3 separate regions of the Homo sapiens genome follow, and regions 1 and 3 are each linked to region 2. The links are chromatin loops, found by intact Hi-C in ENCODE. Cell type or tissue: MCF 10A. All regions are shown on one strand. Each heading gives the region's core, and the rest is flanking DNA. Links, peaks and the distances in the headings are about the cores only.

Region 1 (10,424 bases), core at 781-8,780, 63 kb after region 2:
AAATGTTCAAGAATAGGCAGGACAGTAAAGAACAAGAACTAAGAGGAGTTATTCTCCTGAATTTCAAGAACTGATTTAAAGCTGTAGTAATTAAAACAGTGTGGTATTTTACAGGGTTAAAAATATGTTAATTAGATAGACTTAAGAGCTCAGGAATAGACCCTGGGGTATATGGGAACTTGATTTATGAGAGAAGTGGCTTCACAAATCAAAATTTATTTAAATAGTTATCTGTATGAGACCAGGTGTGGTGGCTCACGCCTGTAATCCCAGCACTTTGGGAAGCTGATGTGGGCAGATCACTTGAGGCCAGGAGTTCAAGATGAGCCTGGCTAACATGGTAAAACCTCATCTCTATTAAAAATATAAAAATTTTCTGGGTATGGTGGCTCTATCTTGTAGTCCTAGCTGCTTGGAAGGCTGAGACAGGAGAATAACTTGAACCTGGGAGGCAGAGGTTGCAGTGAGCCAAGACTGCACCACTACATTTCAGCCTGAGTGACTGAGCGAGACTCTATCTCAAAAAAACAAAAACAAAAACAAAAACAAAACAAACAAACAAAAAAACCCCCAAAAATCCAAAAAATTTATCTGTATGAAAAGAAAATTAGAGAATTACCTCTATATAAAAACAAAGGTAGATAAAGGCTTAAATTAAAAAAAAAGTTGTAAAAGTTAAAACAGGAGCACAACTTTATGATCCTGTGAAGAAAAATATGTTTACATAGAAAAAAGAACAAATTATAAAGAAAATTGATAAATTTACACTAAAATTTCAAATACATGCATGACAAAAGTTTACAAACCTAAAAGACAAGAAGATTTTTTGTAACATACTTAATAGACAAAGAATCAGTCTGGAATACATAAAGAACACTTTTCCTCCTTGAGGATGATAATAATAGCTAACCTTTATTAAGCAGTTACTATATGCCAGGATCTCTTCTAACAGGTTAATATGTATTAACTCTCTTAACTGCCACAATAATCCTATGAGATACTACTTTTTTTTTTCCATTTTAGAGCTGAAGAAAGTGAGCCATGGTGAGGTTAAGTCACATCGCCAAGTACACATAGCTATAAAGCGGCACATTTATAATGGGAACTCATGATGATTGGCTCCAGAGTGTAACTCCAAAAAAAAGAGAGAGAGAAAAGAAAAAGACAGATCATTCAATTGAACAGAAGGCAAAAGATTTCAGCAGGTTATTCATGGAAGAGAAAGCCAGAACTGCCAATAAATATGAAAATATGCTCAACCTCACTAATCAGGGAAATGCAATTTAAAACCTCAGTGAGGTTTCTCAACCATCAGATGGGCAAATTTTTAAAAGTCTAAGAAATACCAAATGTTGACCAGATTTGACAAAAAAGGGGGATTCATATATCCTGCTGAAGGGAGTATAGATTGGTACACACACTTTGGAAACAAGTTGGCTGCATCTAGTAAAATTGGCACAGCATGTACCTGATGACTCAGAAATTTCACCTTCCAGATATAGTCACATGCAAAGGAAACATGTATAAGGATATTCAATGTGATTTTGAACTATAAATAGAGAACCGGAAAGAGTGTAGGGAGCAAAAAAAATAAATTGCAATGTATTAGTAGGATATAATGCTCTTTAGCAATTAAAATTAATGAGTTAAATTTGTATGCATCAAATTGGATGGATCTCTAAGATTGTACTATTGAATGAAAGAAGTACTATGTAGTCCTTATACATATGTGGAATATTACACCATTTATTTAAGTTATTAGAGCATAAAAAATACTATGTGTTGTTTATGGTACTCAAAGTAGAAATACGTGAGTCTAGGGCATAAACTTACTTAACAATGGTTGCTTCTGGAGAGGGAGGGAAGTGAATAAGACTTCAGAGACATACCAGGATTTAGTCACATATTTAATATTTATTATATAAAGATAATGCACATATGACAATATATTCTGGTGGGAGGTACATGGGTTGATTATTGTCTGTATATTTTACTATACTTTTAATAGTAAAAATAGAATAAAGGAACAAGAAAGATGATTAAGACATAGTCCATACTTACAAAGATCTCATCTCTATTCATTCTGACACAAAGCTCTGTAAGTAAACAGTACACTTTAAACAGTAAAGACACACACAAGAGTAACGCTTCCTGCCTACCAAGCTTGTATTCTGTCCTCCTGGATATCTGCTTTTGCCTGCAGCAGGGAGAAAAATCAGAGCTGAGGCCTGACTCAAAGATTATCTATGGCCCTCATGGAAGAGATGAGGAAACTGATCTACAATGGGAGAACTGGCCTAGGATCAAGGATTATAGAAAGCCAATGAGTCACAGAACTTAGACCAGAACCTAGACCTCAAGACTTGTAAAATAGAAAGTACAAATTGAAGGCCAGCAGGTCAAATTAGGTCCACAGACTGGTTTTGTCTGACTTCTATATAGTTTCTTTTATTTTTTTTAAAGAAATGTGAACATTATTATATACTGTGTACAGTTAGCCACAACCTCTTGAACTCCCTATTTTCTCATGTGAACACTTTACTTATTCATGTTATCCTTAAGTATATTTAAATATATTTGTGTTTGTGACCTTCATCATGGAATCTTGGACATGGAAGTAACCTTAGGGAAAAAAGGTGACATGTTCTCAAAGTAGTAATTGCCTCGACGACATCCCTGACAGTTGGAACATGCATGCCTCTGCTTGAACACTTCAGCTATAGGATGCTTACCAACTTTCAACATAGCCCAGAAAATCTTTGGACAGCTCTGACTGTTAGAAAGTTCTGCCTTTTATGGAGTCAAAGTACGTTTGACTTCCTTCTCACTCATTATTCTTAGTCCGGCCCTCTAAAGGTGCCTGAAATAAATCTAATTGCTCTTCTGAAAATATTTGAAGACAGCAACGTTGTTGAACTAAATCATTTCTTCTTCAGGATAAACATCTTGCTGCTTCTCACTCTTCTAGAGTTACTGGTTTTCAAACTCTTAGCGATGCATTCCAACTCCTTGCTACCTGAAGGTGAGGGAGAAAGATTGTTTATGGATGCATTAGTCTGTTTTCACACTGCTACAAAGGGCTTCCCTAAGACTGGGTCGTTTATAAAGGAAAGAAGCTTGACTCACAGTTCGGCATGGTTGGGAAGGCCTCAGGAAACTTACAGTCATGGCAGAAGGGGAAGCAGGCACCTGCTTCACAAGGCAGCAGGAAAGAACAAAGGAGAAACTTCCAAACCCTTATAAAATTATCACATCTTGTACGAATTCACTGACTATCATGAGAACAGCATGGGGGAACCTGCCCCCATTATCCAGTCACCTCCCTCCCTCAACATATGGGGATTACAGGTCCCTCCCTCGACACACGGGAATTATCATTTGACATGAGATTTGTTTGGGAACACAGAGCCAAACCGTATCAATGGGTATCACAGTCAACATTCTTCATCCACTGCTTTACCATTCATCTATTTACATTCAGAAGAATGTATGGCTTCCTTCCTCCCTACTTCTCCAGCCCTTTTTCCCACTTACTTCACTTCATTTTCTTTTCTCCTTTATTCTCTTTGCCTTCAACCTGTGCCATATTCACGCGTTGTTTTCACTCCAGCAATGATGAACAATATTTGAAGTTCTCTGAACAAAGCATGCTATGTAAAATAGTATCACTATATCACTTCATATCCTGCTTTCTCCACATGAAATATCTCACTAATGATTTCCCCCTGGAACCTTCCATTTATTCTTCAAAACCCAGCTTCAATGTCACTGTCTACTGAGGCTTTCCTATGCCTTCAGCCATCTCTTTCTCTTCTTTTACACTCCAGTCAAAGTTAATCCCTTCCTCCTGCATGCTGACTTCCATGTTATGCAAATTTCTATTCTTGCACATCTCCCACTGGATTACAATTATTTGTTTGCATTTCTATTTCCCTTTTTTGTATTATAATGTATTGGAGGGAAGGGCTTTTGTTAATCCTTTTTGTAATTCCAACATTAAGCCCAGTACTGGCAATAATAGGTGCTTAATAAAATGCTTCCTGAGTTAACTGCAATTCTGATATCACGGGATATATCGCCTTAAGGCCATTTACAATTTGCCTTAAGGCCAGCTTGAGTGTTCTCCATTATCCAATTAGAATTGAGGTGCCCAAGAACAGGATTCATGTTTTGTTTTCCTTGCCTTCCTAGTACCACATACAACTCCCATCATCACTTAGATGACTGTTAAAGGAACAAAGATGATTCACAGGCTTGTGGTGTGTTGCAAGCATAAGAAATACAGATTTTTTTTAGCTCTCCATTGTAAAGAAGATTAAAAATGTATATACACATAAAGATTAAATTTGTATGCATATGCATATATGTACACAAATATTTGTATACAGCTATCACTATATATATGTGTAAATAAAATAGTGTTGCCTTTGCACATTCCAGCATATATACATCTTCTGAATTGCAAAGTGCACTCCAGTTTATTTGAAGTGCGGCAGAATATGTCTAACCTCCTAGGCAAAGTTTCTTGTTAATTTCCTTTGCCTGCATGAATGTATGATTTATTTAATGAAACTGCCATGCAGCAAATAAAACCTTTGTTCTACCTAGCAGACTAGTTCCCCAACATCACAGAATCCATAGCCCCAGTTACAGAAGTTTACATAGGAGCAGTGGTCCAACTCAGAATCCCAAGTACAAAAGTCTCCTAGCCCATTCTCACTAGATGCAGTCCAGTGTCTAATTAGCCCAGGGTAAAGGGAATGAGAAAAAAAATTTAAACAATACAAAACAAAACCGTAGTCCTAACTGCTTGTGGCAGTTGTGTTTTTTTTCATTTTTGTTTCTCTCCTTTGTCCTCAATTCCTATCACTTCACAGGGATGTGTTCAGAAACTAATGTGATTAACTGGATCTCTTTCTTTCTTCTCTTCCTTTATCCCTCTCACCCTTTAAAAGAAAACTTATATTTTTATTGTTCAATCAGTGAATACCAAAGAGTTAGTGATCTGTTTCAAAATTGTTTTTATAGAAAAAGACCTTGAGTCATTTCAGTCTGAACCTCTGGGAATGTATCCAAGAGAGATGAGAAATGTATCATACCTGATTTTCACTCTGCTCCTTTGCAATCCCAACCCAAATTAAAGAAACCATAAGATAAACTGCAAAGTGAGGAATCTATACATTATTAAATATCAACAAAGAACATTCTTTTGAAGCTGCAAATATGTATCACCCTAAAGCAAGGCCTATTTCTGACCAGCAGCAGGCAGATTTGTTTGATAAGTTCTAATAATATTTTAGCTTTTATTCCCAGTTCCCCTAAGGCTTAACATTGTAGAAGATGTTCTTTGTTGTGAGGTTTACTCTTAGCACATGTAACATCTGGGTTCATGATTGCACATGCTTTTTTGTTTGTTTAACAATATGCATTCATTCATACAATCAACATTTATTGAACCCTTACTTTAAGAATACAAACATAGATGGTATAGTTTCTATCTTGGTAGTATTCTAGTTAACTAGTGCTTTATAATGAACCTCCTTAAAGTGCCATGCTTTATACATTTTGCTCACAGATTCTGTGGATCAGGAATTCAGAGAGGGTATGGTGAGGATAGTGTGGCTCTCCTTTACAATGTCTGGCCTCAGCTGACAAAACTCAAGGCTGGGGGTGACCAGATGGCTGAGAGCTAACACCATGTGAAGGTATAATTGGCAGTCATATTTCTGGCAGTAGATTAACTCAGTGGGCTGGGACATCAGCTGGGGCTGTTTGTCAGCATTCATGTGGCCTCTTATGTGCTTGGGCTTCCTCGCTGCATGGTGGCCATGCAGTAGTCGAACTTCCTATGTGATTCCAAAGGAGGATGTCCTAACTGTAAGAAAGTTGTATAATCTTTTCTGACTTTTTCTTAGAAGTCATACAGAATCACTCCACTGCGTTGTATTGGTTACATGCAAGTCACAAGCCCAGCTAGAGTCCAAGGAAGAGGACATAGATCCTATCTCTTAATGGAAGGTGTGTCAGGTCACACTGTAGAATAATAAGAGATACTTTCATGGTCATTGTTGGAAAATGCAACCAGCCACAAGTAGTTTATAGTTTAGTAGGAAAGTTAGACATGTAAATGGATCAATTCAAGAAAGGGTTATAGTGCTATTTAAAAAAAAAAGGACTTGTTGAGTACAGCAAAATACCTGGTCAATCATATCGGGAGAAAATAAGGTCAGAAAATGGTTAAAGGAGGCAGTGCCTCAAAGTTGGTAAGTGATAGTGGTACACCTCTTGGTGAAAGTTGTTGAATATTGGGTTTTTAAGGAGTACCTTACATAAAACACCCTTCTATCAGTAACACATATACAGTATTTAAAAGATATCTTATGTTAAAGCAAAAAAATAACACCCCAAACCCAGAAAGTCACTGTATTTTACAATGCCTTTCAAAATCCCTTTGCTAGTTGGGGAATGAGCTTGAGATAAGGTGAGAACACCTGAAAAATGGTGACCTCCCTGGGGCTGGAATGAGCAAAGGGCAGGATTAGAAATTACATTGTAATTTTTGCCAGGCCACACCACCACAACAACCCTTGACCTGCATAGGAGCTCCTGAAGCTGTGCTGGGCCCGCAGGAGAATGCTGCTCAGACAGGACTTACCTGTCCTCTCTCAGGCACATCTCTAGTCTCACAGAGCAGATGTGTCCCAAGGATCACCCAACCCAAGGTGCTATAAGCTTGATGCGTTGTCTGTTCTCCCCAGGTCTTGGGACTTGATAAAATGATGGATTTGTTGAGGCTTTATGGGTTGTTTCCCCAGGGATTCAAGCATTTTCTGACTTTATTTAAGGCTAAGGTCAATCTTTGCAGCTTTGAAGTAGCACAAAGGCAATAAGAGAGTGTCCAATGTTCCTGGAGAGAGAGAGGCAGAGAATGTGTGCATGAACATCCCCCAAAACAAACTGGAAAACCTTTTCCATGTTTTATTTATTTTGTGTTATTAAAGGAGCATCACTGTGTCATCCGTGCTGAGCCAGAGCTTCTAATTCAGTGGAAATGAAATTCCAACCCAGTGTGTGCTTAACTTCCCCAGCACAGTAAATCCATTTCTCTTTTTGTCTCTGTCTCATCTCCCCATTTGTAGTGAAGAGATGTGCAGTACAGCGATGAAGTCTGTCAGTGGGAAACCACTCTGGCAATTTCGGAGTGATGTCTGAAGAAATGAATTGAGCAGGCTTGCCTGGGGTGGAGACACAAGAAAGACCATGCTTTTATAGTCACTGCTGGGTTTGTGATTTGTTGTATGCTGCCTATCTATGCAGATTCTTTTCTGTTCCAACACATGAAGAAAAACATGCCCAGTCAGATGCTCCCGGCTTATCACTCCATATCAACCCAGAAGCAACACAGGTTTTCAATTTCTCCATTTGCAAGTGCAATTGAAAATTGGCAGAGGTTGCTATGTAGGGATAAAATGAACAGTGGTGCAGTTTGGCCTCTACAGATAGAGATGGCATCCATGAGGGTGTGGGGCGGGAGTGGGATAAAGGATCTGGGAATCATCTCACCCATATTTGATTGCTGGAAGCTCTGGTAAGCCATATTATGGTATTCCTTTCCATACTTAGGCTAGCTCTCTTTTGCTTCTGAGCATTTGCCCATGTTATCTGCCTCTACTTAGAACTCTCTCTAGTCCCCCCATTATATCCTGTCTTCTTCCATGCTCCTGTTTCATCTTTCTTTCTTACTTTTTAGAGATAGGGTCTCATCCTGTCACCCAGTCTGAGTGCAGTGGCATGATCATGGCTCACTGAAGCCTCAAACTCCTGGACTCAAGCCTTCCACCTCAGCCTCCCTAGTAGCTGGGACTACAGGCATGTGCCACCACACCTGGCTAGTTTTATTTATTATGTTGTATGTATGTATGTATATATGTTTTTAGAGATGGGGTCTTGCTATGTTGCTCAGGCTGGTCTCAAACTCCTGGGCTCAAGGGTTTCTCTCACCTCAGCTTCCTGAGTAGGTAAAATTACAGGTGTAAGCCACCACACCCTGCTTTCCTCTTCATCTTTCCAACTTTAGCTTGCCCAGTTTCCATTTTGATGTCACCTCTAACTGAATGCCTTCCTTTCCCTTTTAATACCTGATTTGGCCCCTCCCTCACTGTGCTTCCTTAGTCCCTGAACTTATTTTCAACACAAACTTCTCATGTGGTATTATAATTTCCTTTTTTTCTTATTTGATTCCCTCACTATATTGTAAGGTATGTGAGAGCAGGAAACCTATTTTTCTCTGCTGTTCTGTTTCTATGCACCTACTACAATACCTACCACATTGCAGATGCTCAAAAATTATGAATTAATAAGGTAAGAAAATATAAGTTAAATCCTTTGTCCCGCTCCTGCTCCCCCACTTCACAGATACTATCTCTATCCATAAAGGCCAGTTTGTACCACTGTTCATTTTATCCCCACGGAAGCCTCTGTCAACTTTCAATTGCACTTACAAATAGAGACATTGAAACGTTATATATAAATTGAAGTAACAGGTAAATATGTGATTAGAGTTCAAATGGGTCAGTCAAATAATGAAAAGGGAATAAGGTTTTATACCAACCAGATTTGAAAACAGAAAATATAATGCATATTAGTCAGCTCAGGCTGCTGTAATAAAATGCCATAGACCAGGTGGCTTAACAACAGATATTTGTTTATCACAGTTCTGGAGTCTTGGAAGTCCAAGATCATGGTGGCAGCAGATTCTCTTTCTGGTGAGGGCTGTCTTGCTGGCTTGCAGATGGCTCTCTGCTCATTGTATCTTCACATGTTGGAGACAGAGAAGCAAGCTGTTTGGAGTCTTTTATTTTTATTTTTTTTTATTTTTAGAAGTAAGGGCACTAATCCCACTATAGGGACCCAATCCTCATGACCTCATCGAAACCTAATTACCTCTCAAAGGCCTCATTTCCAAATACTATCACATTGGGGTTTAGGGCTTCCAAATAGGAATTCTGCACAGTAACAGTAACAGTGAGATCTTGGTGAAAGTTTTACATACACTCAGAAGACAGCAATATTATAATAGTAGGATATTTTTAGAAAGAAATACATCAGTTGGAATCAAAAACTCTGTAATATATGAAATTGACTCTATAATCATACTTCTGGCAATATAACCTAAGAAAATAGTCTTAAAGAAGGAAAAAGCTGTGGACATGAAGAGTCTTCATTTTAGCATTGTTTTCAATACTGAGAAATTGGAAACAATTTGAACAGTATAGGAATGGTTAAATAGATGACAATATCATGCACTATAATACTATATTATGCAGCCATTAAAATCATAGATTTGAGGCTTATTTTGTAACACAGAAAATATTTATTGTGTAATTTTAGGTTAAACAATCTAATTGTACCTATACTATGGTTTAAATGATATAAAATTATGTTTTTGAATGCACAAGTTCCTAATAGGAATAAATGGAAATAGCTGTACTTACTGGCGTGGTTGGATTTAGTGCAATTTTAGCATTCTTTTAGCTTTTTTAGTGCTATAATGCAAGACTTTAAAATGATATTTTAAAAGAAAGATACTGAAGAAGCTACTGAGAACTGAGTCATAAGGCTTATGTATTCTTCTTTCAAAACATCTTCCTGGGATTTGTTTCAGACAATCTTGGCTAATGGGTACAGAAATCTCCTTTCACTCCTCTCAACATGGAAACCTCAAGATTAAATGAGAAAGATCTAGTATATGGGAGTTTGAATGATTTTTTTCTTCAGTTTTTACCTTCTGATGAGGCCACCTACATGTTGGGAGTGTATCTTCCCATGGTCAAACAATTGTTTGTCCAAATACAAGAATCTGTGAATTTACAAAGGCGATTATTACATCACCAACTATGGATTGGCTACAGAGCCCCATTTTATTGCTTCCTATTTGTTCACATAGGTATTTTTGAGCACAAACCTGCACTTTTTCTAAACCCTCACTCAAGAAAAGAATATATCAGAGACATTTTTATCTACATTCATTTGAATGTAGGATGATCTGTCTGACCAGGAGCATGTGAGGTAACTTGGGATGGTGGAAAGATGGAGTCTTTGTGGTAGACAACCTAAGTTTATTTATAGGACCATGGCCAAGTTAGGCAGTCTTTCTGGGTCTTGATCTCAGCTGAAAAATTTGGAGGCAAATCACTACCTTATGTGATTCTTATAAATGAGATAATCTGCATAACACACTCAGTTTAATATCTGCCATACAGAATCCTATTCTTCAGTTTAACAGACCTTGAACGCCTACCATATTCCGGCTAACTAGGACATGTAGCCAATCGAGCCAGCTTAACCCTTCACACAGACTGCTCTGTGCTCATGAAAAAGTCAGGATCACTTTTATGGCTAAATTGCAGTCACACGGTTTCTGA
Region 2 (10,424 bases), core at 1,417-9,416:
AGGGCTGGGCAAAGTCCACTCAGGTTCCCAAAAGTTCATTGCTGGAACAGGGCAGTACTTCCTTTTTGTAAGAGGGCTTCTAGTTTTCTAATACTCTCATGGGCACACTCAGCGTAAGCAGGCTTTATTCTAGATGATCAAGTGATGTGGAAAACTGCACACTCCGAATTGCTCAGGTCCTGACTGGTGGTTGGCAAGGATAAAGCCATTTGTTATTCTGCCCTAGCATTCTAGTGTTGTTGGCCTCAGAAAGAGTTGGGGTCTCCCATGAATTCTTCTAATTTTCTATTATTTATTAATTCATGAAGACATTTTTGAACATAGATATTTTCTAGGCTGCATTACTCCCATAGGGTAACAAATGTTGAGCTACATTTCTGAAATGCCAATCTGATTGTGTTATTTCAATCCTTAAAAGCTCAAATGACTCAGCCACTCGTAAACCTCTTGGTGTTGCTTTCAAAGGCTCTTCTCACCTGGGATGGAGCCCAACTTGCTAATTCCCATTTAGTCCCTCACATATCTCTTAATAGACCACCTGTTTTCATATCTCCGTATATTTTTAATGCTCTTTTTCTGTATCTGAAATATTATTTTCCACTTTGCCTGATGACATAATTGTATTCATTCTTCAAATCCCAGATCAAATGTCACTTCCACTGTGAAGTCCAGTGACCCTTTTCTCTCATTAGGACATGCTTCAAATAATGCAATCATGCCTAGTTTTCTGTAGTTTTCTCTCTTTGATTAAATTTCCCATCAAGGGCAGAACCACATCCTATTTATCTAGGTATTCTGAGAGCCGAGTTGAATGCTTGGCATATAGTAGGTGCTCAATAACTCTTCAGGAGAATGAAATAATGAAAAATCAAATATTGACAAACACTGATACTGGTTTCAGTTTTATATTTTTAAGATTCAGTAGGTCATGCTTCACATGTATACACTTTACAGTTGATAGATACTTTATATGACACCATCTTTTAAACTCTAGTCTTTTAAAGGATTCAAAACACATCCCCTCTCGACATTTTTTTCTTTCCACGTGGTTCTAATCTTCCTGATTCATTTTCATATATTGCATCCTGTTGATAATTTTTGTTGTTTTCTCTGGAGCTTTGCAGTGTTACTTCATTGTTTATAAAATGAGGACAGGTTAGGCAGCCCCAGCTGAATCCAGGATTCCAAGAGTGGAATATTTATGGCTTGTACAAGGGTGCAGCAATGTTTTCTGTCTTATTTCAATATCTTCTTGCCCCTAAAGGTCATAGGCTTTCTTCAGGGAATGATTACAATGTCTTCTAAATCCTCTTATCAAGTTCTCATGATCACTAAGAGCTTTGTGTCCTTTGAGTATAGGTAGATTTTTTTTTTCTCTTAAGTCATCGCTTTATTCTTGTTCATGTCAAAATAGACCTGCACCTCTTTACCTCCACTTGGTTTCTCCTGATGTTTTTTGGAAGTACATCGCAGGAGTTTTCTCTTCCCATGTGGATAAATTCTCTGTTATCTGCAAACTTGAAAATTTAACTGGATATTCCCTCTTGTTCTTCATTGGCCAAAACTTTAAATATCAGTGATCAAGAATCTAATATCTTGGTGATCCTACTCTTAGCATTCTGTCATAGCATGCCCATTTATTTTAATCCTTTCATTCCTGGATCGATGCCAGTTCCCTAGCTACGAAGAAAAAATATCTCTTTAATTCTGTGACGTTGTTAGGAAAAAAATATCACTTAGTATATAATTTAGTCAAAGGCTTTTTGAAAGTAGAAATAATTGCATCCTTTAATTCTCTTTTCCCAAGTTCTAATTTATTTGTTCAGAAACACCACAAGAATGAGATAGCTGGACCCAGCTGGATGAAGAGTGGATCCAGCTGCCAGTATGACCAGAAATGCATTGATCAGTAGAAAGGACAGGAAAAAGGAGGCCAAGGAGAGGAAAAGGTAAAGCAGGGAGGCCTAGAGTTTGTAGAGAATAGAGAAAGTGAGTGAGGTTGACCAGGAGACAAATAAGGTAAACCAGCGTCTGAGGAAGACGGTGCCCATGGGAGCAAGCCTGATAGAAACTGACAAACAGCTCAAAGATAGGGGGTAGATACAAGCAGTGGGAAGGAAGGACCTGGGACAGTGGCTATTTTCTGCCTCAACTGCATGGATCTCTAAGGTTGACTTCTGAAGGTACAGAATTCTTAAATAAGGCTTTTCTTTTGCTAAAACTGTGCTACCGTATTTTAACTTTACTTCATTCCCTGTTGAATGATTCTACCTTTTATTATATAGCCAATAGATGCTTAGTAGATACCTATGATTCATAGATCATTGCAGAAAGCAGAAGAGATGCAGAGAATGAAGTTCTCCTCTGCCCTTAAGGATCTCACAATCTAGCAGGGAGGATAAGACAAATCGTCACAAAAGTTGAATATAAAATACACCAGAATAAATGCCACAAGAAAGGCAAAATCAAAACGTCTCATATGCTGGCATTTCTGTTTAGAAAGTCCTTTCTACCATTACCATCTCTGACTGTCAAAATATGGCTTACCTTTCCAAATTAGCTCAAATGCCACCCATCCTCTGAAATCTTTTCTGATTACCTCCCTCCATAGCCTCTTGTTTATACCTTTTGTTTATATGCTATGTGCTGGGGAAGTACAAGGATTCCAATTTCCTGTATGAACATGACGGCCATTCATCCTGGATATTTTTGGACAGTTTGAATTTTATGTAAATATATATTTTAATATAATGAATTGAATATTTATATGATTTAATATTTCAACCTTGACACTTGATAGACTACATGTTCTGACCTGATCTTTGGTTTGGACAACGTGGTCATTGTGGCGAGAGGCAGATCTCACGTTCACCTAATATGACTACTCTACCAGTATTTACAATTGGGATCCATTCTTATTCACTGGGCAAAATCTGTTCTGACAGGACAGAGCCCATGTCATATAAGTTAACTATTTTGAATATCACTCTAGGCATATGACAGTCATGAAGTATAGATTGGGTTCAAAAAAGTAGAAACTTATACACTAGGTTAGAGAATAGAGGCTGTGAAGGGTTTTGTAGTGCCATGAATGGTTTTGTACATGTCTGCTTAGATAAAATGATTCAGTGGTCTGTAAACTCAAAAAGCCCTTAGCAACCTAGCCTTTCGTTTGCATTTATGTATGTTCATTTATTCTGTTCAACAAGTACTTATTGAATCCCTATGTGGGAAATACTGCTGTTTACCAAAATCAACTTCCTCCTCCTGGGCACAGCTATATGTTTTTCCACCTTCTCTGCGATTAGGTGTAGTCACGTGACTAGACTGTAAAATGATATAACTGAAATGGGGAAGCCCACTGAGTGACCTTGAAAACCGTTTAATATGGCAAAGTGGCCATCCTCCTGGATCATGAGTAACTATAGACCAGTGTGCCCTCAACTCCCACCTACCAACATGGAACAGTTAGTGAGCAGAAATTAAACTTCTATTTTACTAAGCAATTAAGTGCTTGGATCGATTTATTATTGTAGCCTAGCTATATCAATTAGGATAAGCTAGGTTATAATGTGGTTTCTTAAAAACCCAGCGGTTTAAACCACAAATGTTTCTTACTCATATTACTTGATCATTGAAGGTTGTCTGAGGAATCTTCTCCACTATGTACCCACTTTGTTACCCTCTCTCTGGGACCCAGACTAATGGAGCAGCCACCGTCTGCATTATTACTGGTCAGTCTGATACAGAGAAAAGAGTCCTGGAGAGTCTTACATCAGCCATTGCACAATCAGCCTGAGAGTCACACACGTCATTCCTCACCCACAACTCATTGGACAGATTTGGTCATATGACCCCAATCAAGGACAGAAAGTACAATCTTACTGTGCATTTAGAGTATCATTAAAGACCACCACACCAGCCTAACTGGTCTAAAATAGCCTATTATGTGCTAGACTCTATGCTAGATGTTGGCATTTAAAGATCAATATGTCATGGCCCCAAATTTATAATTTTACAATACATTGTTTTTTTTTCTTTTTTCTTTTTTTTTTTTTTTAGTTATACTTTAAGTTCTAGGGTACATGTGCACAATGTGCAGGTTTGTTACGTATGTATACATGTGCCATGTTGGTGTGCTGCACCCATAAACTCGTCATTTACATTAGGTATATCTCCTAATGCTTTCCCTCCCCCCTCCCCCCACCCCACGACAGGCCCCAGTGTGTGATGTTCCCCTTCCTGTGTCCAAGTGTTCTCGTTGTTTAATTGCCATCTATGAGTGAGAACATGCGGTGTTTGGTTTTTTTGTCCTTGCGATAGTTTGCTGAGAACGTTTTTTTTTTTTCTAACCTTGTGGATGGATACCATCCAAATTCGTTGATTTTTCTATAATATTTTTGAAACAGAGTACATGTATTATTAATTAACTCATTTATCCCATCAATAATACATATTGTCTCCATTTACTACATATACCTCTCTAGGAACAATTATACAGTTGGCATGGATCTTTCCCTCAAAGAAATCAGAGTGTAGGAAATGGTTTGTTCTCATACCTCCGACCTATCTCTATTATATGTCTCCTGGGCCATTTTCTCAATAAAACCAAGGCAGACTTCATTTTGTTGCTTTGCTCTTACCATGTGGGAGTTGAGGATTAAGCTGGCAGAATGGGGCCTCTCCTGCCCATGGCACAGAGACAACTTTCCTGCTGAACCTCTACCATTTGGTTCTTAGGCCCTTGGCTTGTCTTGAGGTCCTGTGAATCAGTTCACACATGACATGGGCCTCCACCAATACACCAGAGAAACAAAAGGTAGGGCAAGGGCTGAGAACCATGTATGTTGCTCAAACTCATCCTTCTTCAGGTGCCAAGGCTCTATTTATTTTGGAGAACTTTGTTCACTTGAAAATTTCTTTGAAAGGTAATAAAGCAATGGTTTTAAAATTGTATTCTACAGTGCCAAAGGATTAAGAGGAAGGTGTTCCAGAGACAGCTCAAGCAAGAAGCTCCACACCTTCTGCCTCAGTTTCAGCCAAAGCAGCTTTATTACTGACGGATTTATGTATTGGAATTGTACATATGAGTCTATTGTTAGAAAGGTTTCATTACTTTAAAAGATTAGATGATCTAATGAATTGCTATTTCAAAACATTGCTGGGAGCCCAAGAGAATTAACAAAGTCACCTCCCTCACAGATCCCAGACCAAGAAATCTGGAAGGGATTCCGAATCATACAGCCTCTTTCGAGTGAGTAATTCACTAGGACATTAGGAAAGTGCACAAAGTCTCATAGACTGTACCCCATCCCCTCAAGACCCTGAGTTCCCTAAAGGAAACTTTTAGCCCCGTGCTTTGCACACAGTCAAAGACATAAGAGTGACTGTAGAATGAGCAAAGGAATGACTCAGGATTAGCCTTTTGTATAATGCATATAAAAATCAAAGCTCAGAGTGGTGAAGGTTTTGGCCCAAGGTCATAAAGGAAAAACAATGGCAAAGTTAGGATAAAACTCTGGGATTTTTTACACTGGATTGTGCCCCATTGACTCTTCAACAGCAATAAAAATGTCCAAAGTCAGCTGGGCGCGGTGGCTCATGCCTGTAATCCCAGCACTTTGGGAGGCCGAGGTGGGTGGATCACGAGGTCAGGAGATGGAGACCATCCTGGCTAACACGGTGAAACCCCATCTCTACTAAAAATACAAAAAAAAAAAAAAAAAAAAAAATAGCCAGGCATGGTGGTGGGCACCTGTAGTCCCAGCTACTTGGGAGACTGAAGCAGGAGAATAGCATGAACCCAGGAGGTGGAGCTTGCAGTGAGCCGTGATCATGCCACTGCACTCCAGCCTGGGTGACAGAGTGAGACTCCGTCTCAAAAAAAAAAAAAAAAAAAAAAGTCCAAAGTCAACTTCTCACTTCCTAACCTTTGCTCTGTCTCCAAACTCATCCTAAAGATGTAACACAGAGACAGTGCAAGTTCCAATTCAAATGATCAATGGTTTTTTCTTTCTATTTCCATTAGCACAAGATTTGAAAGAAGTCCCCCCCTTTTTTGTCCTCCCTTCATCCCTTTAGCTCCCACAAGGGCAGGGGTAGACGCTGTCCAGCAGCAGTGATCTGTGGGTGTTGCTGAGCTGAGGACAGAGGAGACAGTTTAAGGAAGACGAAGCCTGGCTAAGGTTAGGCTCTTCCAGTTTCTCCTTCCTTTGTGCCTTGCCTTTTTTTGCATCACTGATGTTATTTATGGAATGCCAGCATGTTTCTTTTTTTAATTAAAAAGAGGAAATATCGAGTCTCGTATAAGAACAAGAGTGATGACTCAATAGGGCTGCTCAGTGCCAAATTACTTCCTGTAATCGCATGTGTAGCAGTGTTTCTTACAGAAGCAGGCTTTGGGGCTCCTGGTGAGATTGCACCCGGGCTGCCCACCTGCCCAAGTGACTCATTCCTAACAGCCCAGGATGTCTCACACATTTAGTCATAAACTCTGGCCTGATGAAACCAAGCTTACCCAATCTTGCTGATCTATAAGCAGGGAAGGGGGATAAGCTAGCAGGGATAATATAATTTTTGGTTGAGTCTTCTTTCAGGTAAAATATTAGGTTTTTCAGGCATTGTAACATATCAGAGGATTATTATTTTTAATAATATAAATCACCTTGAAACATATCTATTTTAATTTCTTCCTGTTACTGGGAAGGAAACTAAGACCTAAGTCAATTTGGAGAGTATTTGACTATCTACTATATAGAAAGGATTGTGCTCAGCCTTCGTGGGCCAAATGACCTTTCAAGGTCCACAACATATGGGTGACAAACAGAATTAATTGCTAAATATCCTCATTCCCATACAAATCTCCCTTCCACCATATGAATCTAAAGTTTGGGTTATTGTCAGAACTATCTTGCCAGTCTAGAAATTCTAGACTGATATGTGAATGAGTATGTGTGTGTGAATGTGTCTGTGTGTGTGTGTGTGTGTTAGCTATGTGCCTGTAGCTAGGAGAGGTATATTGCAATCCAAACTGGAAACAGTAGACATAGAAGGCAGCATGTCAGAACTAGAAGACATGCCCTTTGGATTTATAGAAACCTAGTTGTCAATTTTGGTCCTTCCAACTACCATGTAACCACGGCTCAGTTTCAAATCATGTTGAGCCTTACTTTTGTCCTATAAAAATATACAGTAAAATAGGTTTGATGTTTACCTAAAAAGAGTATATGCAAAGTATATTAATCTTCCTTTTTGTTTTCTTATGCTTTGACATCTTGGGGACTTGCTGGTCCTGGAGGGACTGTTCTGTAACCCATGACTTTAATCCAGTCACCTCTATTCTATTAGGCTCTCACATTCCTGGCTACTATCTCTGTTCTAATCACCCTGGGGCCAGATACCAGACTAACAGGAACAGTCCTTCTTCCCCAGAACCTATTAAAATTATTCAGATGGGCCAATCCTAAGCATCCTTATCCTGCCTCACATATTTCTTCCCACGGAAACCACAATAAAGGCTTTTGCCCACGTTTTCCCTTCATTCCCTCTGCCTCCTGAGCTACCTTGGTGCCTTCCTGTATGTCTCCTTCCCCACCTGTCCCTACCCCTTAATGTGGCATGCGCCTTCTTTGGGATCTGTGAGTAGCAAACTCTTTCCACTGGTAGTCATCTCCCGATCTGTTGATGTCGCCATACCTGAATGATAATATAACCTATATTCAAAAGCGGAGTACTGACAAAGCACTTCATACTTAAAGGTTCTCAAATTCTTCCATGTAACATAATGAATTAATGACTGCCTATGTGTGAAGTTTTTGAGTATACAGATATGAATAATACCCACTTTCAGCTTTCAAGGGAGTACTGAAAATAGCATCCTATCAGAAGTGTGGGTGGGGTATGGAAATGTTTCTATGACAGATCGAGGACATCAAATGACCTGCTTCAGGACACACACCAATTCAGAGTTTTCTGACCACCAGCCCAGGATTTGGCTTTCAGTGGGATCTACGGCTTCTTTGAGTAAGACTTTGGATTTTGACCTTGGCCTGTCTGCAGCCAAAAGTATGCTTGGTTGCCCCAGAAACAGTCCATGTTAGCCTCCACCTCCTACTCTGGGGTTTTGTTCAAGTGGTACTTAGACAAAATATTCATTTCTTCTTTGGCCTCCATTCTACATTCCATATTCATTTATTTTCAATAAACAGTTTCAGATTCCTCATTTTTCCCCCTAAAGCTTACAAATAAATTTTTCTGTCTTGCCTTTCTTGCTGCATTTACATAAAAGCCACGCTGAAAAATTTATAGCAGTAATGGAAATCTTGGGGAAAACAAAATGCTCTGAGAACAAATGGCTGCTTTAACCCTTTGCTAAAGAGCAATGAGTGCCAGGCTTGCAGTGCCACAGGGCAAACAATTCCATGGGGAAGAAACACACCTGAAGATACCCAGCTTACCTATAAAATGCCAATAATGGAATCAATTGGAGGAGGGATCCTTATGACTTTATTCATCAAATTCTTTAAGTCTATATTCTCTTATTACAGAAATAAAAGTGAATTTAATTGCTAAGTTTTGAAGTAGTTGTGTAAATTCTATGAAAGTTTACTGTTTGAAAATATTGGCAGGGTAGAGTACAGCTTAAAGTAAAATATGATGTCATGGAAAATCTGAATAGCAATATTTTATAAGGATTACAACTTAACCGCTTGAAAATATATTGCATACAAAAGAAAAGACAATAATTCCTCCTATTATCCAATAAACATTTAAGTATCTACTATGAGTATCTACTATGTGTCTGTACCTTGGGATAGAGAGAATCCAGTGCACTCTTTGCCTCCAAGGAATATCCAGCTTGGTGTTCATTAATAGAAAATTGCTGCTAATAAGCCAAATAGGTTAGTAAAAATAGGTTTTTATCACATAATGTAGCATAAACATGAAAATACTTGAGCACATGAGAATTAATTTCTAAATGCCTGTAAGTAAAATTTTTAATTTATGGTCTGTTTAGTTTACAATGGTTTCATATTTTAGGTTGAATCCTCATTCACTGAGAGACATGATTCAAACCTTGTAGTCAATCCAATCACACACATGTAAACTACCATGACAGAATTGCCGCAAGTCCATGTTAGGAAAGATGGACTCATTTAGGCTTTGCTGACAGCCCTGGCATTGTTACTTCCAGGCCCTAAGAAGGAACATAAGCAGTCTCTTGTCATTTAGTCACTTAAAGCATCCTTTTCTTTGGGCAAATGGAATGGGTAGATGTGAAGATTTTTAAACTCTGAAAGAGATATGAAATAAAGGCTTCTAGCTCCTCGGCCAAAAATTTTCAGATTGTTAAAAAAAGAAAAATTGCTGATGTTTAGGACTTTCCAGCTTAGTTGCCTCAATCTTCCATCTTTTCCTCTGCACTTCCCCACTCAATACCCCAACTTTTAACTCTGTGTTCGATATAATCTGACAAATTATCTGCCCTCACTGGAGATAGTTGCTGGCACCTAATGTGCTGTGTGTATAGGGTGCGGCAGGATTTGAGTGCTGTCCTTCCTCTTCCACTGTTTAGATGAATTCAGACTTTACCTGGAGGCCTAGGTTGGGGATCAACTTCAGCATGTACTAAGGAGCAGGCCAGCTAGGCAGCTACCCAGGCAACAAGTGTATCAGGCACACTGTCACACTCCTACAAATGTTACCAGATGCATAAGTGGCATTTAACAGAATACTTGTCTGGGATAGTATCAAATGTGTTTGGAAGAAAGATGACAAGACGCCTGGAATGAGCGTAGACATGAACAATAGACAGTTGACACACAACCTCTAAGAAGGGATGCACATGACGACAGAACTTTTTTTTGCTTGGCGGATTTCTCAAGTTTGCAACCAGGGCTGAATTGTCCTGGACAATAGGAAAACACATTGAGTGCTGTCTTTGGTTTAACTTCTCCATACTGTCCAGTCCAGCATGCAGATTTTCCTCTATGTAAATGCTGAACAAATATTTTAAAATATTAGCCCCTGTGTTTTAATCTACCCCTAACCATAAAATTAATCACTTGGAGGCACGGTACTATTTTAGTGTCCTCAAATCACATGGATTTGGCCTTATAACAACCGCAGCAGCAGCAAAATAATGACTATTGTTTCTTGACCTCTTCCTTGGTCCTATACAAAGCAATTTGGGGCATAGATTCTGGACTCAAAATGCCTGAGCTCAGCTCTGTTGTTTACTGATTGAATAAACTTGATCAAATTACTTAACCTCTACATACCTCAGTTTTCTTATCTTTAAAGGGGAGATAATAGTACACTACCTCATACAGTTGTTGTAAGTATTAATTGAATCAGTAAATGTAGAGTGTTCAGAATGTTCCTGGCATGCAATATGACTGCTTACTTTTATTTGCTGTTACTAT
Region 3 (10,424 bases), core at 762-8,761, 55 kb before region 2:
TGACTACCTAAACAACTCTGAAAACATATGTATTAATGTTGTTTCTCATGACTTATACCGATCCAAAAAGATAATGGAATGGCAATTTTAAATATTCTTTGCCTTCAAGAAGTTCTTCTTTATTGCTAACCTACATTTTTCATGCTGCAATTCAGTTGACTTTCCTCTAGCTTATTACCACAAAACCCGATGCTTTAAACAAACCTACATCTTCCAGAATAATTAAACTGCTCCCTTTTTCTCATGACTCAACATTCTACATAGAGCTAAGGTGAACTGGTGAGATGGTAAAATATGTGAACGTTGAATCAAACTACCTGGATTCAAACCCTAACTCTTCCATGTAATTATGCAAGTCCGTAAACCTCTTAATGATAACGATGATGATGATGAAAATGATAGCATTTATAGGATTTGGGTATATTAAATGAAGTAGTAAGTCGGGTGCTCAGCACACATTTAACATGAACTGTGTTCAGTAAATGTTAGCTATTATTACTGTTATTGGGAAAAAAGAGTCAGAAGAAAACTAAGGTGGAGAGATAGGGAGGAAAGAGATAGCCAGCCCTATTTATAGGCTGTGCCTGGCGGAGATGAAACCCTCTATGTTTATGGCTTGGGCATCAAGCAGACACCTGAATGGCACCAATTCTTCACCTGATTTGCCGCATGCCAGTTTCAGCCCTCTGAGCTACATGAGGCCTATGCTATTTTGATGAAGTGAGATGTCCTAAAGCATACTGAGATAGGAAAGGACACACTGGCACTCTCTTGTCTGCTACTTCTGGAACAAGACTGAACAGTAAGGAAAAAGGATTGGGAACTGCTCAAGAGAATCAGCTTAAATTCAGTTTTCGGAATCAGTGGCAGCTCTTCGGTGGCAGGGGCTTGTCCTCTCAAGCTTCTCCATTCTGGTGGATCTCCTGGTTCTCCTTTACCCTGGGCCTCTCCTGTGAAGTTCTCTGGAAGCTTTTTCCTCCTCCTCGAGCCTGATAACTGGTTAATATGTAAGTAAAAACTATGGGAAATTTAAGTGAAATTACTGCCTACTGGGAAGGAAAGTTAAGGGCAAATTTTCTACTTATGCCAATTTACTCTGAGAGGCTTATTTTAAAAACAGGCCCCTAAGGCTAGTCAAGGGGAGCATTTGTGGATTACAAGTAATAACACCCTTGAAATTCAGTAGCCATCAGCCCAGGTCTCAGGAAATAGATTGGGTAACTTGCCCCTTTGTTAAGCCATTGCCCTGTTCAGCACATATTTCTCTTTTCCTCTTACACAAAGCACCACTGCACATCAACAAAAAATATTTCAGCATAATATACCAGTGGAGAAGCATTTCTCCCACTTTGCCCTAAACTCTCTATCCACTTAAATATATATCAGGAAAACTCTCTAGTTGCTCAGGCTCTATACTCTAAAGGAGAAAATGAGTAATTGCCCTTGAAGAAAGACAGTATATGAGGCACATCCATATTCAAGGCTTGATCCTGTTGGACAGGTCAGTTCTTCTGGGTTTCAACTCACTTCCAACCCAACATATCCTATGAACTGCAGCCAAGTTAGCAAAGCTATTATTATTCTGTGTCATAGTGAAGGGATTTTCAAAGAAAGGTGACTTTGAAGGATTCAAGGTGAAAGTCACTATCAGTTGGCAGAGCTGGTTGTTTGCAGAGAATGAATTCACTAGGGGATATAAGAAGGACTGGGGGCTTTAAGTCCTTGATATGGCTAAGCTTCCCATCTCAGAGAAACAGGTCGTCCTGCTAATTATCTGTCATGTCACCCTGGCTCTCCATAGAGACAGATAATTTTCTTCACTGAGTTTTCAAATCCATTTATAGTTGTGGAAAACTCTTCCCACCCTGTCTTTCAGAGAGTCTAGGTGGAAACACGAGTAAAGGTGGTGACCACTGAAACATTTTTCTTCAAGGACTTTTGAGTTTGTTAATATCGTTGCAGGAAGGCAAATGCTCTCAGTCCCAACAGCACCTTATAGTGAATAGATGCTGTGTTATGGTTTCTAATCTCCTGGGCAGGGGGCCAGGGATGGCAGGGATGAAAATAGTGTTAAGGGAAAACTTACATAAGGGGAATAATAGACATTTGGAAATATGTTATCCATAGGACTTGGACAGTCTGGCCTAAAGGGTTATGGTACCAACATCAAATATTCTACTAAAGCCAGATTTTGTCATGTGCAAACATTTTGAATCATAATGCATAGTGTAGAAGTTGTCACGGAGGAATCATAGTAAAAGGAAATACAGAGGAATGTCACCACGAGAGGCCTGGCTTCTAAAAGGCTTAATAAGACTGCTGATTCATTAAGGTTTGGAGATCATCCCTCAGCTTTACAGGTTCAGAGACTCAATTTTATCTGTATCCTAGAGTTCACCAGGGAGACTGATACTCACCATCGATAATAACATCAAAGTGTTCAATACAGCTGCACCTATTACATGTTCTTTATATTAGAGGATGGCAGCCTCCAGTGTTTGGAAGAGAGTGAGCCCTTGGGGAAATGAACTATGTATAATTTATCTTTGAAGCTTCAGTGTCTAGCCCATTCCCTGGTCCCTAAAACATTTTACTGGATGGTAAATGACTGCTAAATTTACTTGAATGGTTAGCTGGCTGGCTGGGCTGGGTAGATGAGTGAGTAGACAGGTGGAGCGTACATGGGTGGAAAGATAAGAAGCAGGCAGAAGAGAAAAGAGGAAGGGAAAAGAACACAGTGACAGTACTAGCTGACATTTATTGGACAATACTATGTGCCCAGCACTGTGCTAAATACATGCTTTAATCACTAAGCTCTCACAGCAAACCCAGGAGAATGGTGAGGTTGTATTTTCCCTTGTATAGATGAGGAATCTGAGATTTAGAGGAAAGTAACATGCCCAAGGACACCAGCTAGTAAATGGTAAAGTCAGAAAAAATTTACAAGAGACTAACATTTTTATTAGCACACAATTTTTTAATTTTTTTTTTTTTTTTGTGAGTTGGAGTCTCACTCAGTCACCCAGGCTGGAGTGCAGTGGCGCAATCTCTGCTCACTGAAACCTCCAACGCCCAGGCTTAAACAATTCTCCTGCCTCAGCCTCCTTAGTGGCTGGGAATATGGGCGTGTGCCACCACGCCTGGCTAATTTTTGTATTTTTAGTAGAGAGGGGGTTCCACCATATTGGCCATGCTGGTCTTGAACTCCTGACCTTAGGTGATCTGCCTGCCTTGACCTCCCAAAGTGCTGGAATTACAGGTGTGAGCCACCACACCCAGCCTAGCGCACAATTTCAGCTAGAACTTCCAAGGTGACACTACACTTGCATTTTCTGGCCAACATAATTTCTTCCTCTAGATAAGCTACATGAGAAGCCAACTAGTAATTAGGAGGGTTCTTGTGGAGCTTAGCCTCAGGAGGAAGTGTCTGTGGGTCTTCCAGGTTTAATATTGCCCAGCGCCTCCCTACACAGGGGTCCACCTGCCAGGTGCCTCAAACCCCCATTAACCCTTCAGAGCGCTTTCTCCACTGAGCAGTACTCAGATGGACGGCTCTGTTTCCCTGTGTTCTATATTTTCATTGCTCATCTTTTAAATGGACACTATCCAGGAAATTAGACTCCCTTTCAGACCATTTTAAAGATTTCTACTCTGATATACTTTGTGTGAAATTAATCATTTTCAACAACTGTTCTTGTTTCCCTCATTTTTCAATTCCTGGGGCATGCCTCAGTGTCATCTAAAGTTAGCCCTAGGTAGGTGGCCGGGGTGGGGAAGGCAAGTGACCTACTCAGCTGGATGGGGCCAAGTCTCCTGATCCCTGCCTGGTGCTTTCCCACTGTATTACACTCAGTGGTTGAGTGGATTAATAGCATTCGCAAAATCTTATATCCACCAAATTAAAGTTGATTTTAATGAGATGTGTCATGTTTTTTAAATGCCCCATGAGGCCGGTAGAACACAGGATCTTGCAGCACTTAAAGGCTTTCTGCCTGTCCTCCCTGATCTAGCCCAGCCAGGGACCTGCTCCCAGCCTGTGGGCTACTGGCACTGGTCTGCCCAGTCTGAGTGGGTCTCTGAGTCATGGCTTAAGTATTTTGGAAACGCACTATAGATCATAAAAATGACTCCTCATGTGAAATAAGCAGACACCATATGGACATGTCTTTTAAACCCACATACCTGCTTCCAGTAAGTTTATTTTGACATCAAAATGTCAAGATTACTGGGTGTTCTGGACACCTGTCAACCCCACAGTTAATCATTAAATCTCTCTGCTGTAGCAAGACTTCCACACTTTCTTCTTAACCCTGCAGGACTCTGAAGGCAAATTGATGACACCAGAAGTTCTAGGGAGGCTGAGAATGTCTTGTGAGATATATTTTGTTTCCCAATAAGGGAGCTAGATGAAAATATGACCACCACGGGGGATAACCTGATGGGTCAGGTTACTTTCTGCAAACAACAAGGAGCTGTTTGCAGGGACTTTTCCCCCCGTGCCCTTTTCATCCTTACACACGCCTGCGTGTGCACACGTGCAAACACACACACACACACCCCTTTCTCTCTCTCCAGTGGAAAGCCTGAGAACTAATCAAAGCTGGCCTTACGAAGCTGAATAGGCCTTGCTTTTATTTTTTTACCTATGTATTTTTTCTATTTCTGGTAAATGTTGTATCCTATAAATTCTCCAAGTACTTCATTATCTGCTTGTTTTCTGTTTGACTTATTTGCCCCCTTTCCTGGCTAGCAATTTAACTGGTACAGCTCAAAATTACTTTTAATGGTTTTTTTTTTTTTTTTTTTGAACTCATTTGAAAACACCTCCCTTCCCCAATCTTTTCATGCTAGACTTGGCTTTCTCCTAAACTAATCTCTGTGGTAGAAAATTAAGGTCAGTATATATTAAATATACCACTAATCAGAGTTTATAATGAGAATCCTTCCACTTATTTTGTTTTAAATTAAGTGGAATGATAAATAGAAGGGACTCAGAGCATTGAAAATCATGGTCTAAATTCTTGCATTCAATAACAGGAAGGGAGTCAATGGCACAGAGATGGTGCACTTCAGACATTTCTATGTAAGCCCAGGCTGAGGTACATTGCCTATAGCAAGTAAACACCCTCAACCTGTCTACTGGTTCTGAACAGGCCTGCTCCTAATGGTTACAGAACCCCAAGGCAAAAGTACCAAATGGAGGCTCATATTCCATATGTCTACCTATTTAAACATTTTAAATCAAACCAACTAACTGTTAAATAAGTTATGTTCTAAATGTCTACATTGACATTTATAACAGCCTTACTCCCCAGTGTGCATGCAGAACTCTTAGACTCCTCAGAATTCTGTTGCTGAACGTGGTAGCATGGGGACATGGGGACACCTGGTCCCTGACCTATGACCCTTCTTTTTCTTCCCACTGCTGTCTGTGAGTTGCATCACAAGGGCCTCAGTGAGCATGCATGTGAAGGCCACAGTCTGTATAATCAAGCTGTGTCCAATCTTCATCACTAAACCTCTTTCTTCCCCTCAATCTGAGGCATGGGAAAACAGAAAGACCTGGGAGAAAACCTACCTAGCTGCTGGCAGTGAACTCCAAGCTGATTGGGCAGGGGATTGTGGGGTCTAGGTACTCTGAGTGTGGTCTAGATGGATGAGGTGGGAGGGAAACCACAGTCACTGGGTAGGCATGTCCTTTCTGCCCATGGACTTTTCATTCCATGGAGTGGAGAGCAGTTGGAAGAGTAGGACAGAGAGGAGCCTGCTAAACTGTGGGGCTCAGAGTAGACCCCTCTGGTGGAGTCAAATGGTAGCACTAGTGTTAGAAACTGAGTTTTGGCCAGAGAAGTTAACATGAGAAGAATCAGAGCTGAAATCAAATTATTACTTTAAGGATATTTCCATCTTATTTTTATTAAGTAGTTTCCATTATTATAAGCAATAACCATTTTTATTAAATTAATAAGCATTATACACTCTGAAGAATTCCCATAAATCATTCAGACTTCTGCTGTTTTAACTAGATGAAATAATCTGTCAACTCTGTAGCGTCCACCTCTCTCTTGTTCAACCCACATTATTAACAACATATTTATGCATGCACACACCAATATACACTGAATATCTAAGGCAGCATTGTATAGTACACTTTTAGAGCTGGAAGTACCATGAAAAATCCTTGTTATCCACCCATCTCCCTTTGTTTAGGGTAAGAACTGAAGTCAAGAGAAGGGAGATAATTTCCCAGTGTTTTGTTTGCTGACCTTTATTTCATCAGAGCCAGGATATTCATATCTGGGATACTCAGAGCTGTGGCCATGAAAATTGGAATACTGGGGCCACTGACAGGATCAATTCTGGGGAAAGAAAAGTAGTAAAGTGTCCCTTGACGACTGGGGGGATCCACTAAGAAACCAACTTTGTCCCCCTCTGTATTAGAAAACTTCTCTCTACTCTTGGGGCAGGTTAACTAATTAGAAGGAATTGACATGTTTTTACTCACCTTTAGAAGCAAGAGATAGGTTAGAATGTTTCTAAGAACTGAACCATTTTTTACCCTAAAAGGAGGGCAAATATATATGTTTTAAATCAGGATTATAGAGATAAAATTTACATACAATAAAACTCACCAACTTCAAGAATACAAGTTGATGAGGTTTGAGAAATGTTTGTAATCAAAACTACCAACACAATCATGACATAGACCATTTTCACATACCCAAAAGTTCCCACCTACATCACAATTTGTTTATACATTCACCAGTTGATGAACATTTGGATTGTTTTCAGTTTTTGACTGAAAGGAAAAAAGAAAAAGTTATCCTCTGACATTTGAAAGCTGGCCTGAGGCTTACAGCTAGGTTGAATTATTTTCCTATTGGATGCAAACAATCTCACAAAATCTAAACTCAGATATGGTTACTCTGAGACCATGATAAAACAAAGCAAAAACAAACCCACTTCATAAGCCCACCTCATAATTTTGTCTAAGCACAAACAGAAACAATGTCATTGTGCCATCCACAAAATACTAAACATCCCCTCTTGGCTAAAATGAATAACTCCTACATCTTTACTAATTGCAGCTGCATGCTCCCTTAGATAAGATTTATTGAATTACCCAATCATAGAATTTCCTTCTCTTTCTGAGATCCCCAATCTAGAGTCAACTCCTACTTCCTTAGCCTGCCCAACAAATCATCCAAGCAAACTCCAAATCCTGCAATAGCTTCTTCTTTCTAATGCCCTCTTACTGAGACACCCAAGGTTCCCCATGGTATCTGCTCTCCCTCACTGCAATGAGTAATAAACTCAGCTTGTTTAGCTCTAGGTATGTTACTGGGGACTTTTGGCTGAAGAGCTGTTACTTAAAACATTCATGAGAAGTCTTTGTGTGTACATACATGTTTTCCTTTCTTTTGGGTGAATCTCAAAGTGGAATGGTTTTGTTGTGTTAAAAAGCATACGCTTAAATTTATAGGAAACTACCAAATTGTTTCCCCAAGTGACCGCAACATTTTGTGTTCCTATCAGCAATGTATGAGCGTTTCAGTTGCTCCACACCCTCACCAGCGCTCTGTGTTTTCAGTCTTTTAAATTTGGCCACTCTAGTGGGTATATTCTGATAGCTCATTGTGGTTTTAATTTTCATTTTCCTCTTCACTAGTTATATTGAACAACTTATAATATGCTTATATGTACTCTATACCTTATGTGGTGAAATAATTTCAAATATTTTGCCCATTTTAAAACTGGGTTGTCTTCTGTTATCTTCTAATAACCATTAAAAATTTTAAAATATATTTTAGATTCACCTCTTTTATCAATTTTTTTTTTTTTTTGCAAATATTCCTGCTCCTCTGCAGTTTACCTTTATATTTTCTTAAAATTTTCTTTGGAAGAGCAAAAGCTTGAAAAGTAAACTTTTAAAATTTGGATATCTAATTTATCAATTTTTAAATTTTGTGGTTTGGCCTTTTTTGTGTCCTAGGATACCTTTCTTACCCTAAGGACACAGAGATTTTCTCCCATATTTTTTTCTAGAAATTTTCAAAATGCTGTAGGTACTTCATACCTACAGCATATTTTACTTTATTCTGACTACAACTCAATAGCTTCATGTGGCCAGGCCAGTCGCTACCATATTTGACAGTTCAATCCCTGAGGCATATTAATCATACTGACCTTTTCAAAGGGTCCGCTTATGATTCTTGAATTTTTCTCTGCTGAAGTTCTGTTTTCAACCTAACTTATTTCCGTTCTCATCTTTTTTAGTTTTACTCTTCTGATATTTTGGCTTCAATGTTTTCTTCTTTGTCTGGTTTCTTAAGACAGAAACTTAGACAATAGATTTAAGGCTTCTTTCTTTTCTATAAAGTTCTACCCACAAATACATTGTGATATATTCACTTTCATTTTCATACATTCAAAGATATATTCTGATTTTCTCTTTAATTTCTTCTTTTACTCGTGTTATTTAGAACTGTATTTTTTGTTTTAAAATATTTTGGCTCTTTCTAGCTAGCTCTTTGCTGTTCGTTTCCATTTTTATTCTGCAATAGTCAGAGAACACAAGCTTTTAATTTTCTCAAAATATTTGATAAATGTTTCAAAATATGGTCTATCTGGTGAATGTTTTTACATGTCTGCATAAAAAATGGGTACTATACTGCTGTTGGGTAGAGTATTCTATAGATGTTAATTGGTCATGTTTGTGGATGTTATTGTTCATCTCTTCTATATGCCTAAATTTGTGTGTGTGTGTGTGTGTAACTAGATAGCTTATTAATTACTGAGAGAAGAGTGTTGAAGTCTCTAACAATAATTGTGGATTTCTGTAGTTCTTCTTTTAGTTCTACCAGTTTTTGCATGCTGTGTTTTGAAGTTCTGTTGTTATGTGCATACATTTAGAAAAATTATGTCCTTATGATAAATTGACTCTGTTATAACTATAACCTATTCTTCCATTTTCCTGGTTAAAATTCTGGTTCTGAAGTCTGTATGTCTGTACTAATGTAGTAATTTAAACTTTCTTTTCACTAGTGTTTGTATAGGATGTCTTTCACCCTTTAACTTTTGACCTACAAAAGTTTCTATATACAGGATAGGTTTCTTATAGATAGCATATAATTGGGTCTTGCTTTTTTATACATTCTCACGAGTTCTTCCTGTTGACTAAAAAGTTTGACTCATTTAAATTTAATGTAATTATCAGTATAGTTGGGTTAAATCTACCACTTTGCTATTTTCTATTTGTCATATCTGTTCTTTGTTCTTATTTCTTTCTTTTTCTGTCTTCTTTTGGGTTAATTAAATTTTAAAAATAGTTTCGTTCTATGTCCACTATGAATTTATTACTCACAGTTCTTTGTTTTATAATTTTAGTGATTGCTCTAGAGTTGCAATATACAGTTTTAACTCATCACATTATACTTTTAAGTAAATAACTTTATGTGTAGTGTAAGAACCTAACAGTGTTATAGTTCCCTCACCTCTCCTGTCTTCTCTGCAATTTTTGTCATTTATTTTACTTTTACTTATGATACAATCATACATTATGTTGTTACTATATTTGCTTTAGTTTGTCAACTATTTAAAAGATTGTAAAATGAAATAAAATGTTATTTATATTTAATTCCATATTTACCACATACTGGTGCTATTCATTCCTTTCAGTAGATTAAATCTAATATAATTTTCTTTCTTCTTGAAAACCCTCTTTTAGCATTTCTTATAGTTCAGGTAGCTGGCAATAAATTATGTCATCTTTTGTTTGTCTGTTTTGTTTATTTCACCTTCATTCATTACTTACATTTTTCCTGGATATAGAATTCTAGGTCGATAGTTTGTTTCTTTCAATACTTAAAACATAATGTTCTATTATCTTCTATGTGTATGGTTTCTGATGGTGAGTCTGCTGTAACTCTTACCTTTGTTACTTTTTATGCAGTGCATCTTTTTTCCTCTCCAGCTTCTTTTAAGGTTTCCTTTTTTTTCTTCTTTTTTTGTTTTTTGAGACAGAGTCTCACTCTGTCACCCAGGCTGGAGTGCAGTGACGCGATCTCAGCTCACTGCAAGCTCCGCCTCCTGGGTTCATGCCATTCTCCTGCCTCAGCCTCCCAAGTAGCTGGGACTACAGGCGCCCACCACCAAGCCCAGCTAATTTTTTTTGCATTTTTAGTAGAGACAGAGTTTCACCATGTTAGCCAGGATGATCTTGATCTCCTGACTTCCTGATCCACCCGCCTCGGCCTCCCAAAGTGCTGGGATTACAGGCATGAGCCACTGCACCCGGCCCTTTTAAGGTTTTCTTATCACTGTTTCTCTGAAATTTCATCATGATGCACCTTGGTATGCTTTTCTTTACATTTTTCTGCTTGAGTTTCTTTGAGCTTGTTGTGTTTATGTGTTGATATTTTTCT

The links. Hi-C counts contacts between places; a loop is a spot of excess contacts. Peaks named below come from ENCODE experiments on the same cell type or tissue, not always from the same donor. Only the 100,000 strongest peaks of a DNase experiment are listed, where the experiment ranks them.
Region 1: a loop joins it to region 2, with 6 times the contacts of the local background. A loop is called at or near these places in 2 of 110 quality-filtered maps.
Region 3: a loop joins it to region 2, with 2.9 times the contacts of the local background. A loop is called at or near these places in 2 of 110 quality-filtered maps.

Annotation. Positions count from the first base shown.
Region 1 is chr1:208,971,847-208,982,270 of GRCh38, reverse strand. It overlaps LINC01774 (long intergenic non-protein coding RNA 1774), which reads right to left and starts at 9,817. Exons shown (of 2, transcript NR_146915.1): 1 at 9,495-9,817; 2 at 6,964-7,235. All of the region lies in intron 1 of LOC107985255 (a long non-coding RNA gene), which reads left to right. In MCF 10A, for the core only: no CTCF peak of the experiment used is centred there; DNase peaks (open chromatin) are centred at 1,460, 2,290, 4,210 and 5,060.
Region 2 is chr1:209,035,506-209,045,929 of GRCh38, reverse strand. All of the region lies in intron 1 of LOC107985255 (a long non-coding RNA gene), which reads left to right. Among named protein-coding and RNA genes, the nearest start is that of LINC01774, 68 kb to the right of the region's middle. In MCF 10A, for the core only: no CTCF peak of the experiment used is centred there; DNase peaks (open chromatin) are centred at 3,809 and 6,409.
Region 3 is chr1:209,089,943-209,100,366 of GRCh38, reverse strand. The region is part of intron 1 of LOC107985255 (a long non-coding RNA gene); the gene reads left to right. Among named protein-coding and RNA genes, the nearest start is that of LINC01774, 120 kb to the right of the region's middle. In MCF 10A, for the core only: a CTCF peak has its summit at 5,763; a DNase peak (open chromatin) is centred at 4,076.